2 separate regions of the Homo sapiens genome follow, and region 1 is linked to region 2. Evidence: chromatin loops called from intact Hi-C (ENCODE). Cell type or tissue: HepG2. All regions are shown on one strand. Each heading gives the region's core, and the rest is flanking DNA. Links, peaks and the distances in the headings are about the cores only. Region 1 holds the start of LOC107985452 (a long non-coding RNA gene). Region 2 overlaps LMX1A (LIM homeobox transcription factor 1 alpha).

What was found. Peaks named below come from ENCODE experiments on the same cell type or tissue, not always from the same donor. Only the 100,000 strongest peaks of a DNase experiment are listed, where the experiment ranks them.
Region 1: it touches region 2 in a loop (4-fold over the local background); 7 of 110 quality-filtered maps call a loop at or near these places.

The regions. Positions count from the first base shown.
Region 1 is chr1:165,135,983-165,141,360 of GRCh38, reverse strand. It overlaps LOC107985452 (a long non-coding RNA gene), which reads left to right and starts at 3,427. Exons shown (of 3, transcript XR_001737808.2): 1 at 3,427-3,637. In HepG2, for the core only: no CTCF peak of the experiment used is centred there; a DNase peak (open chromatin) is centred at 3,260.
Region 2 is chr1:165,255,129-165,260,506 of GRCh38, reverse strand. The region is part of intron 3 of LMX1A (LIM homeobox transcription factor 1 alpha); the gene reads left to right. Among named protein-coding and RNA genes, the nearest start is that of LMX1A-AS1, 42 kb to the right of the region's middle. In HepG2, for the core only: a CTCF peak has its summit at 2,386 (motif pointing left); DNase peaks (open chromatin) are centred at 1,116 and 2,326.

The DNA.
Region 1 (5,378 bases), core at 177-5,176, 120 kb after region 2:
TTGGCCAGGATGGTCTCGATCTCTTGACCTCATGATCCACCCTCCTCAGCCTCCCAAAGTGCTGGGATTACAGGCATGAGCCGCCGCACCGGCTTGGCCAATCTCTCTTAAATCTCAGGGCAAAAGACAGATATATGGCAAAAGAAAGTTGAAATCTACTTCTGAACTGTAATCGCTCCTTACATAGAATTAATTGATCTCCTAGAAGTTGAACGCTTTCTTTTTGCAAATGAATTATCCAAATAAATTATTTACTGAACATTGAGACTTTAGTTGCTTTGAAAAAATTAGTCTTCCTCTTTTTCATTTCTGGAGTCATCTCAGGCTAGCTTTCCTAGTAAGATACGTTTTCTTGTGGGACTCATCTTCTAAAGCAACCACCTCTTTTGCCTTGTAAAAGCTGACTCTCGTGCTCTGGAGAAAGGACAATAAAGCTTCTGAGCTGACATACGCACCTGTTACCTGTGGTCCCCTGAAGCCAGTGAGCCCTGCTTGTTTCCTGACCCAGGAGTGATGGCAGTTATGAGATGGTGAAGTCAGGCCAACTGCAGCATCCCAGCCTAGGAGGGTGGGACAGCACAGAGGCAGGAAATTTTAGAGCCCCTCAAGCCAGAGCAAGGACCAATCACCTCCTCTTTCTTTGCCTAGGGGACAAAACTTGTTCCTGAGCAAAGAGCTAGGCATACATTCAGCAACACACAGTCTACTCAAAAAATATTAGAAAAATTTGCCCTTTTCTGGAAGAATATCTTTCTGCTGTTCCCTGAGAGCTGCAGTGTGGGACACCCCATATATGCCCGTTCTAGGGTTGCCATCCATGTGCACACAACAATGCTCTGCAGGGCTCTCTGTCACCTCTTCTGAATGTCATTCCACCCTCCTCCCCTCCTATAGCCTCTACTTTCTCTCCCTCTTCTTTCTTCTTTCCTTCTCCCCTTTTCTCCTTACCTTCCTTTTTCTTTCCCTCCTCCCATTCTCCTTCCTTTCCTGCCTTCCTTCTTTCCATATTCCTTCATTCACTCATGACACATGATGGTTGAGAAAGGAAAGAAGTGGGAGGCAGCCCTGTATGACCACAGAGTGCAGCACAGAGCCTTCGTTCAGTCTGTCCACCCCTTTTGAAGTCCCAGCTCAAGGAGTTCAGCTTTGCGGAGTTTTTCCTTAGTGCCTCTAAGGAGAGCCAAGTGCTGCTTCCTCTGGCCTCCACTTTTCTTGTTCAAAATTTCATCACAGAATTTCCTAATTTGTGTTATTATCTGATTCTATGGGGCTCTCCCTACTGGACAGTGAAAGCTTGAAGAGCAAGGACTAATCTCATGGATTTCTGAGCTCGCAGCTGATACTTGTTCTTGGTCCACAGTATGTGCTCCATAAGTGTGAACTGGATAAATGAATGAATAAAATGCATGGTTGATTTCCTGCAATCTGGAGAATAATATCAAAGTTCTTTAGGACAGTCTCAATGCGTTGCTCAGTCTGCTCTCAACTTGGTCTATGTGATTTGAACACTCTGGATCATCCAGAATAAACTATGCATTGCCTCCTTGATATCTGCATACATTCCCACCTCCTTTTCTTTTTTCTTTTTCTATTGTTTGCAATGCCTCCTTCTCCTCTCTAATGATATAATCCCTACTCATTTTTCACTGTGAGTTTTCATCTCAGTCCTCTGTAGAGACTGTCCTGTCCTCTGCAGCCCTACTTTCCTACTCTGATATACTCACACTGCACTTAATCATTTATGTCTTGTAGCATCTTTTATAGTGGTTTTGAAATTGCTAGTCAATGATCTATAACTTCTTAAGAATGTCTTTCCTGTTTCTTTTTTCTTTTTCTTTTTTAAACAGGGTCTGGCTGCTCAGGCTGGTTTGCAGTGGTGCAATCTTGGCTCACTGCAACCTCCGCCTTCCAGGCTCAAGCAATCCTCCCACCTCAGCCTCCCAAGTAGCTGGGAATACAGGTGCATACCACCATGCCCAGCTATTTCATGCCCAGCTACTTTTTTTTTTTTTGTAGAGCCAGGGGTTTCACCATGTTGTCCAGGCTTGTCTCAAACTCTAGGGTTCAAGCAATCCTCCCACCTCTGCCTCCCAAAATGATGGGATTACAGGCATAAGCCACTGTGCCTGGCTCTTTCTTTTTTCTTGCAAGCTTTCTGAAGGCAGAGGTGATGTCACCTACTTGTGCAATTGGCAATGACTCCACTTCTTTCCCCTGTCCTTTCATCTTCACCCTATTTCCTTGTTCTCAGTTTCACGGATTACCATGCAGCAGCATGTCTTCTAGAAATGCAGAGCCATTTTGCTTTTGTCCTAAAACTGCTGTTATAAACAGAGGAAACCATTTCTCTGCCAAATTTTCTTTCTAAACTATGTGTTCACCAACTCTTGATGATACCTAAAAGGTAACTTTACCTCTTTAAAAAAATACATATGCACCCTGCTTATTCCCCAAACATTCCTTGGGAAAGATGACTCAATATAGGGGTTTATTTGATACCACTGGGCTTTATTTGGTCCCACTTTCTCTGAGATTAGATTATATTGAGTTGTTTAGCTGCAGTCTGTCACTATTCATCTTTGTACCTGGCTCTTATCGTAGGCCCTGATTCCACTAAACTCAAGTGAATCTTCTTTATAATGGCAGGGTTGAATGTAAGTCTGATATTACCTTAAAGACCACCTCAAAATGTGGGCCATGGATCAGCAGCATCAGCATCACCTGGAGATTGTTTGAAATGCACATTCGCTAAATCTATCTTGGGGGTGGGGGAGGCAGCCATCTGTGTTTTGGCAAGTCCTCCAGGAGTTTCTGATGCAGACTCGGGTTTAAGAACGACTGATAGACTATCCTTAGCAGTTAAACTTGTCCAGTAATGAGTTGTTGTGTATTAAGGGATCCAGGTTTGTCCAAGGTTCTGGTACATTGTATGGAAATATTCAGGGGGCAGAGTGGCAGCTGGAGCTTGTCTTCAATCTCTGATAGTCTCCAAACAGGAGAGAGAGCTGCCTGTCTGTCACCATACACGCCCTGGCCTTTTTTGCTGCCCCTGATTTGCACTTAGCTGCCCTGTTCCCAGCATCCAAGGGATAAGAGAAGTAATAAAGACGGCACTTCATGCAAGCAAGCCCTCCTCTGGGCCCCTGTGCTATGCATGGCATTCCCATAACCTCGCCAAGCCACCCAAGCCCCTGTTCTGCTGAGATTCACCTGCACCAGGTAGACAGTGAGGGATTGTTCAGAGCAAAACACTGTGCAATCAATTGGAGATAACAGAGGCCCAGGGGTCAGGCGGGCTGCCCAGAGCATCTTTCATCTTTGACTTATATTGGTAGGGTGTAAAGTGTGGCATCAGCCTGGCCTGCCTCACGGTCAATGGCTGCCTTGTTCTGCCCTCCATTTATCTGCCATCTCTCTGATGTCACAGGTTTCATTTGGGTAGCTGACTTCAAAGGTGCTTTTCAAATTTTTTTAATTTTTCTATTTCAGGGATAATAGCCCAGCTTTTCAGAAGCATTTTGCTCTGCAATCAAATCAAATATTCTTAAACGGACAGGGCCAAGTCAACCCAGCCCAGGCAAAGAGGATCCCAAAAGATTGCCAAAAACCTGGTGCCAGCTCTGACAGATGGACAAAGGTAAGCTGTGTTTTCTGTCCTCCTCCACTGTATTCTTCTTCTCTCAAACCCATCCTTGTGCTGAGATGTAAAAAACAAAACCACCCCTCACCATTCCCTGGTTTCTGTGTAAACTGATTAAATGAAAGTATTTTCTACAGGGGTCTGCAATAAACTACCCAGGGACAACTGGGCAATGGAGCCAAATACCTGGCTCACTGAGTTTTTCTGATAGATTGACTGTAGATCCATGGAAAGGCCACGTTGGCTCTGGCCTTCATGTTTCGTAGACTCGGATTTGAAGCCATCTCTATAAATAGACCATAGAACCTGCCACTTTGTGCTCTGTCCCTTTCTTTGTTTGCTTCTGTTAATGACAGCCCTAGGACCAAGAAGACTCGGGCAGCCCGAATGCTCTTGGTGGCCCTGTTTGGCCAGCACACAATTTCCTCCCACCACCTGCCCACAGAGGGGATCCCCATTGTTTTGCTTCCCCAGTCCCCCTCCCTCATTCTGGGCACTCAGGTTGAACAGTTTTCCCTGCAAATGCACACAGGCAAGGATCTTTAAAGGCCAGGCACTTTAGTTAGCCATTGGCGTCGTGTTTGAATACCAGCGTTTTATATTTATACATAGAGAGAATTTTCTAATATAGCCAATTATATGTGTACATATATATGTGTACATGTATATATACACACACATACACACCTGTATAGACAACCCCAGCCATTCTCCCACTCCCAGAGAGCTCTTTTATGTGGGGAATGGGATGAATCCCCATCTGTGCCTTGACCATCAAAGCTGGAGCTCTAGGTGTAGAGGAGGGCAGCCATGTGTCCTGACCACCCAGAGCCTGGGCTTTCCAGGGAAAGGCTTTGTGCAATTGCCCGGGTTTTCTTTTTTTTTCTTTTTTTCCATGTGCCTCCCCCACCCCCAAATCTCTGCACCACAGCTTATTGCAGGCAATGTTGAAAGAGAACTGCATTTGAAAGAAAACACAAACAAAAAAAAAAATCCAAAAAACTAATGAGAAGAAAAAAACCCACGATAGAGCATTCATTCTTGAATACTCACTTGCCTGGACCATATGGTGGCCTGAGTTGACTTGTAGGCAGACTCAATGGCTAGATACAAGCTTGGGTCTTTACACTGAAGGGACATATTTCCAGTGAGTAATAATAACTGATGTTAATTGGCATTTGTTAGTTCCTAGACACTGAGCTGAGTGGTTTACAAACATTATCTCACTTAGTTCTTATTCAGTTCTCACAATATTACTCCGTGGCAGGTTATGTCATTATCACATATTATAAATGAGAAAAATTAAAGCTCAGAGAGTCTGGGATTTAAACTCAGGTCTGTCTGCCTCCAGAGCCAAGGATCTTAGCCACAGTGTTTTTGCTGCACCTCAGTGTCCTGCTGCAGATAGCATCTGAATAGGGAAGTACAGAGAAAAGAGAAAGAGGGGGACAATGGTTTTTGACCAGAGAATAGATTTCTCTGGACTTCAGGGAAAATAATTCTGCAAGAGATAAAAGGAGCCATCACTTTTTGGATTTTAGGCCCACTCCTCTCCCCTCAAGGCCTGTCTTCCCTCTGAGGCTAAGGAGAGCCCTCCACTTCCTCTATAGGAAGGGGGAAGATTCCATTGGTGTTCTAAGTGATGAGGAGTGGGCAATGATGGTTCAATATCATGTCTGAAGAGCTAGGACAAAACTCAACTCTTCAAGCTCTATATTTTCAGCACTTGACTGTTCAT
Region 2 (5,378 bases), core at 119-5,118:
ATGGTAATAATAAGTGAAAAGTGATGTTGACCAAAGCAAACAGGATTTATGGAGAGTTTGGTGTGGCTTGCTGAGATCCCAGAATCTTCCCCATCAAAATACCATCAATAATACCCTTGTCCTTCCTGTTATCACACACACATGCACACACACACAGACACACACACACACACCAGGAAATATACATTCTTTGCAAGAGTATACATTGTATTGGCCACGTGCCATCCAGCCAAGCCAAAAATTGTGGAACAATAGGAATCTGTGCCCAGAATATCAGCTAAAAATACCTCATTTCTTCTGCTCTGTTGTTTTCTGGGTATGTTTAAGAGTGTCCCAGGAGGCTAATGAGGATGAAGCGAAAGGAAAACTGACATTTTCAAAGGAAACCAAACCTTAACTCCCTAAAAGGAAAACGGATATTTTCCATATGTCTGTTTTATGTTTCTTGCCATTTGTGCATATCTGTGTGGCAATATGGAAAGTCTATAAGTTGTGCCACCTTGGCTTGAGTTATTGAAATCCACACTTTCACCACAGTCTTTTGCTCTAGGGCTTGACTCATAGATACTTTTCAGGTTTCAACAAAGAAGAGGGGGAGGAAAAGAAAGCTTCCAAGTAGGAGAGACTCACTGTCCCACACACAGTGCACTCATTCAGCTTGTCTGACATTGTCTACTCATTTAGTTGTTCAGAACACTGCTTAAGAGCCTGGAGGAGTACCTTTTCATCTCTCATTGGGCCATGGTATAATCTCTTTAGTTTCTTGATCATTGACTAAGTCTCAGGCTCTGTCTGATCCTCTCAGCAATCATAGCTTTCTTTGTGGTCTGAGGTAGATTATTGCCCCTTTATCGGCCTTGGTTTCTTTCCATTTGTAATATGAGGAGAGAGGTTGACTGCTCTCTTGGTGGACAGGAGGTCAGATAGCCAGGGAAGCAAGGCAAGGATAGGGATGTCTCAATACGTGTCCACACAATAGTCAGCAGCCTCTGTAAGAAGCAGTCATATGAGAACCAAAATGATGTGGGGAAATGGTCTGTTTTAAATATTTGCAAGGTAATGTCAGCATTAACCAAATAGCAACTGTTGGCTCTGGTTGGCTAAACATGGAGCTGACAACTTCCTGAACATATGCTGGGTGTTAGGCAATGAATTTGTGTGTGGGTCAACACTCGTGGCCAGTGTCAATATTGACCTTGGGTTAGGGTAGACCATAGCCATAGCTGCCTGAATGAGATGTACCCTCAGTTTCCTCTCAAGTGTTTGGCCTTTCACAGTTGTTTGTTGGTGTCTTCTCCAGTAACATATGAAAGGCTGGTTGAAGTTTGATTTGATTTGTTATAATAATGAGGGACAGAACCTTGAGATACATATAAAGTTCTATTTTTGGCTCAGTTGGCTGTCTTGAAATAAATTATCTTATATAAATATTTACATGGGCAGATATGGTAAACTGATTTTAATAAAGGGAGTTAATGGCTACTACTTATTGAGAGCAGCTAGTATGTGTCAGATACTTAAAATACACTACTTACTTAATCTCCAAAATATCTCATAAGGTTGTTATGATCTCATTTTTAGAGATAAAGAAGCCGAGGCTCCAAGAGAGTTTGTAACTTGCTCAAGTTCTTAAAGATAGAACCAAGGTTTGAATACAGGTTTAATCAGATGTCAAAAGCTGTCCTCTTCCCACAGTGTCTTGCTGATTCTGGAATGGACACCTTGCGAGAACAAGAAAAGCACTTAGTTAGTCTACCATTTCAAGGTAGAAACCACCCATCGCCAGCAACATTTGTGATAGATGAAAAACCATGTGCATTACCCTGCCTTTCTTGGTGAGGCCAGTGCCTTGCGGAGCCTCTGGGACGTGCAGACATCATACTTAGCAGTTCTCACTCCCACTCGTTCATCCCATTGTATGGTCCTCCTTATAGCTCCCCAGGAGCTGCAGGCAGACAGAGACCCTGATTGGCTCTGCCAGCCACTTATTGTTTCCCATTTTCTCACCACTGCAGAGTCTTGAGACTGTCTCCTATAGAAGATCCTGCCACTCTATTGTCCATGCAGACTTTCCCACCACCCCAGGACCATGTGCTCAGTTGCTTATTGTGGTGTTGTTGGCTCAGCCTCAAGGACAGAGACCTTGAGCCAGCTGACAAGGTTGCTTGTGTCACTACTTCTAAGGCCACAAGCCATGCTTTTGGTTCCCAATACTTTTGAATACCCTTCTCTCACCATCTCTCCTTCAGTTTAGCCACATGGTCTCCCAGACTCCCAGCAGCAGATTTTCCGGCAGACAGTTTTGGCTTATGGCCAATCCCTGTCTCTGCCTGGATGACCTCAGTTACCAAGTCAACATGGCACTGAATGAATGCTGCTATGCTGCCCCCTGGTGGAGAGGTGGAAACTGAATGATACACAGATTCCTGCCTTGTTAAAGAGCTGCCCCAAACCCTCTGTTACTTTCTAAACCGGAGGGTTCATATATCTCATCAAAACTCATATCGGTGGTGCCTGGAGAAAGACAGCTGAACTGTAGTAGACTACTGTCCAAAGCTACAGATGGCTGTGATTTCTTATTTTGGTGGGGGCAAACACAGTACACTACAGTTGGCTCAAACTGGCATCAGGGTTTTTCATGGGTTTGCCTTGTCCTCCATCCTTCTGCTTTTTTGTCTATGTTGTGGAGGCTTTGAGAAGCTCTTTTTAAGGTCTGCAGGACTTTGGGATGAGGTTGATGAAGATCTTAGCCTCTCTCTGGGTGGACTTCCTCAGGTCTTCCTGGGTCCAACCCTGTCCCCATTGGCTACATTTCTGCCTATATCTTGAAAAGAATGACCTGACTTGCCAGGCTCCCAAGGGAATGGGGTTCCAGCAAGATTTGTCTTGTTTCCCAATCTCTTTGGAGTCACAGTAGACTCTTGGCTGGTGGTGTTGGGTCAGAGTGTCCCCACACACTATTTGTTCCTAACCCACATCCATAGAGGGTAGGCCTCTTTCAGAAATCCCTTTGGGTATTTTGGGGTCCATGAGCTGAGTAGCCTCAAGGGATCAACTTTTTTTTTTAACTCCTGCCTTTCACCTACCTACATGTCTGCAGTGGAGTCTCAAGACCTTCTACAAAACCATGGGCCTGTTTCGTGACCCCCTCATGAGCTGAGGCTGCCATCTTAACTGCTTGATCTTTCTACATGTTTCTCCTATGAAGACAGTGCTAGAGAGCATGTGAGAGAGAAATACAAAACAGGACCCATGAGTTCGCCATCCCAGAGTGGTTCTCTCCTACGGAGAGAACTGAAATATGGTCAGATTCTCTTTGAGTTCATAAAATAGTTCTATTTACCCCATCCCACAAATTTAGTTAGATAATGGGTAAAAAGAATATCACACTTTCTAGCACTGAGTGGGTACTCAATAAAGATTAATTCTCTTTTTCCTGTCCTCCACAAGCCCCCTTCCTTTGCAGAAATATGATTTTTGGAGCTGAAATATGTTCTAACAATGAAGACACTGATGTTCAGAACAGTAGGGTGATTTTCCTAAGGTTACACAACAGGCACTGAAATCCAGGAGTCCCTAGGGTGTCTCGGTGTGTTGTCATCTTGCTACCGTAATGCCTGCAGTACAGGGGTGTGCTGTTGCATCCCGAAATTCAGTGCTTCTTTGTTGATTGTCATAGACTTGTCCACTAGTAGTTTCTCAGGCATCAAACCTTCATATGTGCTTTTGAAACATTCTTGTCTCCTTGGTTACAGAGGAGGCTTCTCAACTCCTGTAATAAAAGCTTGAAATATAAAAATGGGAGTAAGAAATTATCCAGCCTAGTGGGTTTCCAACCTGCCTTAGGAGCAAAATGTTGTCTTCCAATGATACTCTTCTATTAATAGAATAGATATCATGTCTTTTGGCTTTAGCTGTTTTATATTTATATATATTTGAATGATATGGTTCTGGAAAAGATTTTGTTTAAGAATTACCATAGCAAGGCAGTGTCATGGTAAAACACTATCTGGAGACCTGAATTTAGGTGTGAATGGAGTGGGTTTCTCTGGTTGAAAGTGTGTGGAGACCTAGGAAACAGAGTCATCCTTCCTCCTCAGCCTCTAAGTTCTTGACAACTCTGATCTAGGACAGAACTTTTCCATTGAGAAATGGATGATAAGATAACCAAGATTCAGGGAAAGGTGGTGGCTTTTCTGAGGTCCCTTGGAAAAGGCAGCACTTTTGAGCCCAGATTTCTCATGCCAAGTCCCGTGTTCTTTCCCCAACACCTCACCTAGGGCAGGATGGCTGAGTTTGGTTACAAGAAATACTGCTTCGATCCGATTTGGTGGAGAGAGGGAGAGACGCCCACGGCTTGGTGTAAGGAGCATGTTCTGCCTGCACCACGAGCAGTGTGTCTCCTTGGTTCATCTTCTGGGTCAGCACTATGCTCTGGAGATGCAGTCATGCCCATGTCAAAGTCATGCCCACGCTCATGCTGCGGAGGAAGTGTTCTCTTAGAATGGAACTCACAACATTCTTTTTTTTTTTTGAGACGGAGTTTCGCTCTTGTTGCCAGGCTGGAGTGCAATGGTGTGATCTCGGCTCACTGCAACCTCTGCCTCCCGCGTTCAAGCGATTCTCCTGCCTCAGCCTCCTGAGTAGCTGAGATTACAGACATGCACCACTATGCCTGGCTAATTTTGTATTTTTAGTAGAGACAGGGTTTCACCATGTTGGCCAGGCTGGTCTCGACCTCCCGACCTCAGGTGATCCGCCCACCTCGGCCTCCCAAAGTGCTGGGATTACAGGCGTGAGCCACTGAACCTGACCAGAACTCATAAAATTCTTAAGCAACAAGAACGATGTTTGAGGCAAGAAAGAAAAATCTGCAAAGGTCAAATGATAAAGGCCCAAAAAATTGCACTACACCTTATAGGTCACAAAGTACTCCATGTACATTTAATCCTCATTAGTCCAGAGATGAAGGCATCATTATTACCTTTTACATCAAAGCAAACGGAGGCAGCAAGTGATGAAGTGGTGTTCTCCCAGTCATGCTGCCTGGATGTGGCAGAACCTGAGAACCCAGGCTCTCTCACCAAAACTGAAAGTTATGCATCTTATAGCTTGCAGCTGTGCAAGAAGAGATGTAAGCAAGGCATTGAATAGCATTTCAGCCAACCTCTATTTTCCTGCTTGGCAGAGTGAGTGGAAAAGAGAGAGTGAGAGGAGGTGCAGGGAGAAAGAAGAAAAGAAGATGAAGTGTGAGACAAAAGATTCTGTGACCTTTAGCCTAAGCTAAGCGCATAGGTCTCTTCTTTGTGCTATTCCCAGCTATTTCTCTCTGCATATCCCAAACACATCCTACTGAGGTCATTTATTTAGAGTCTGCT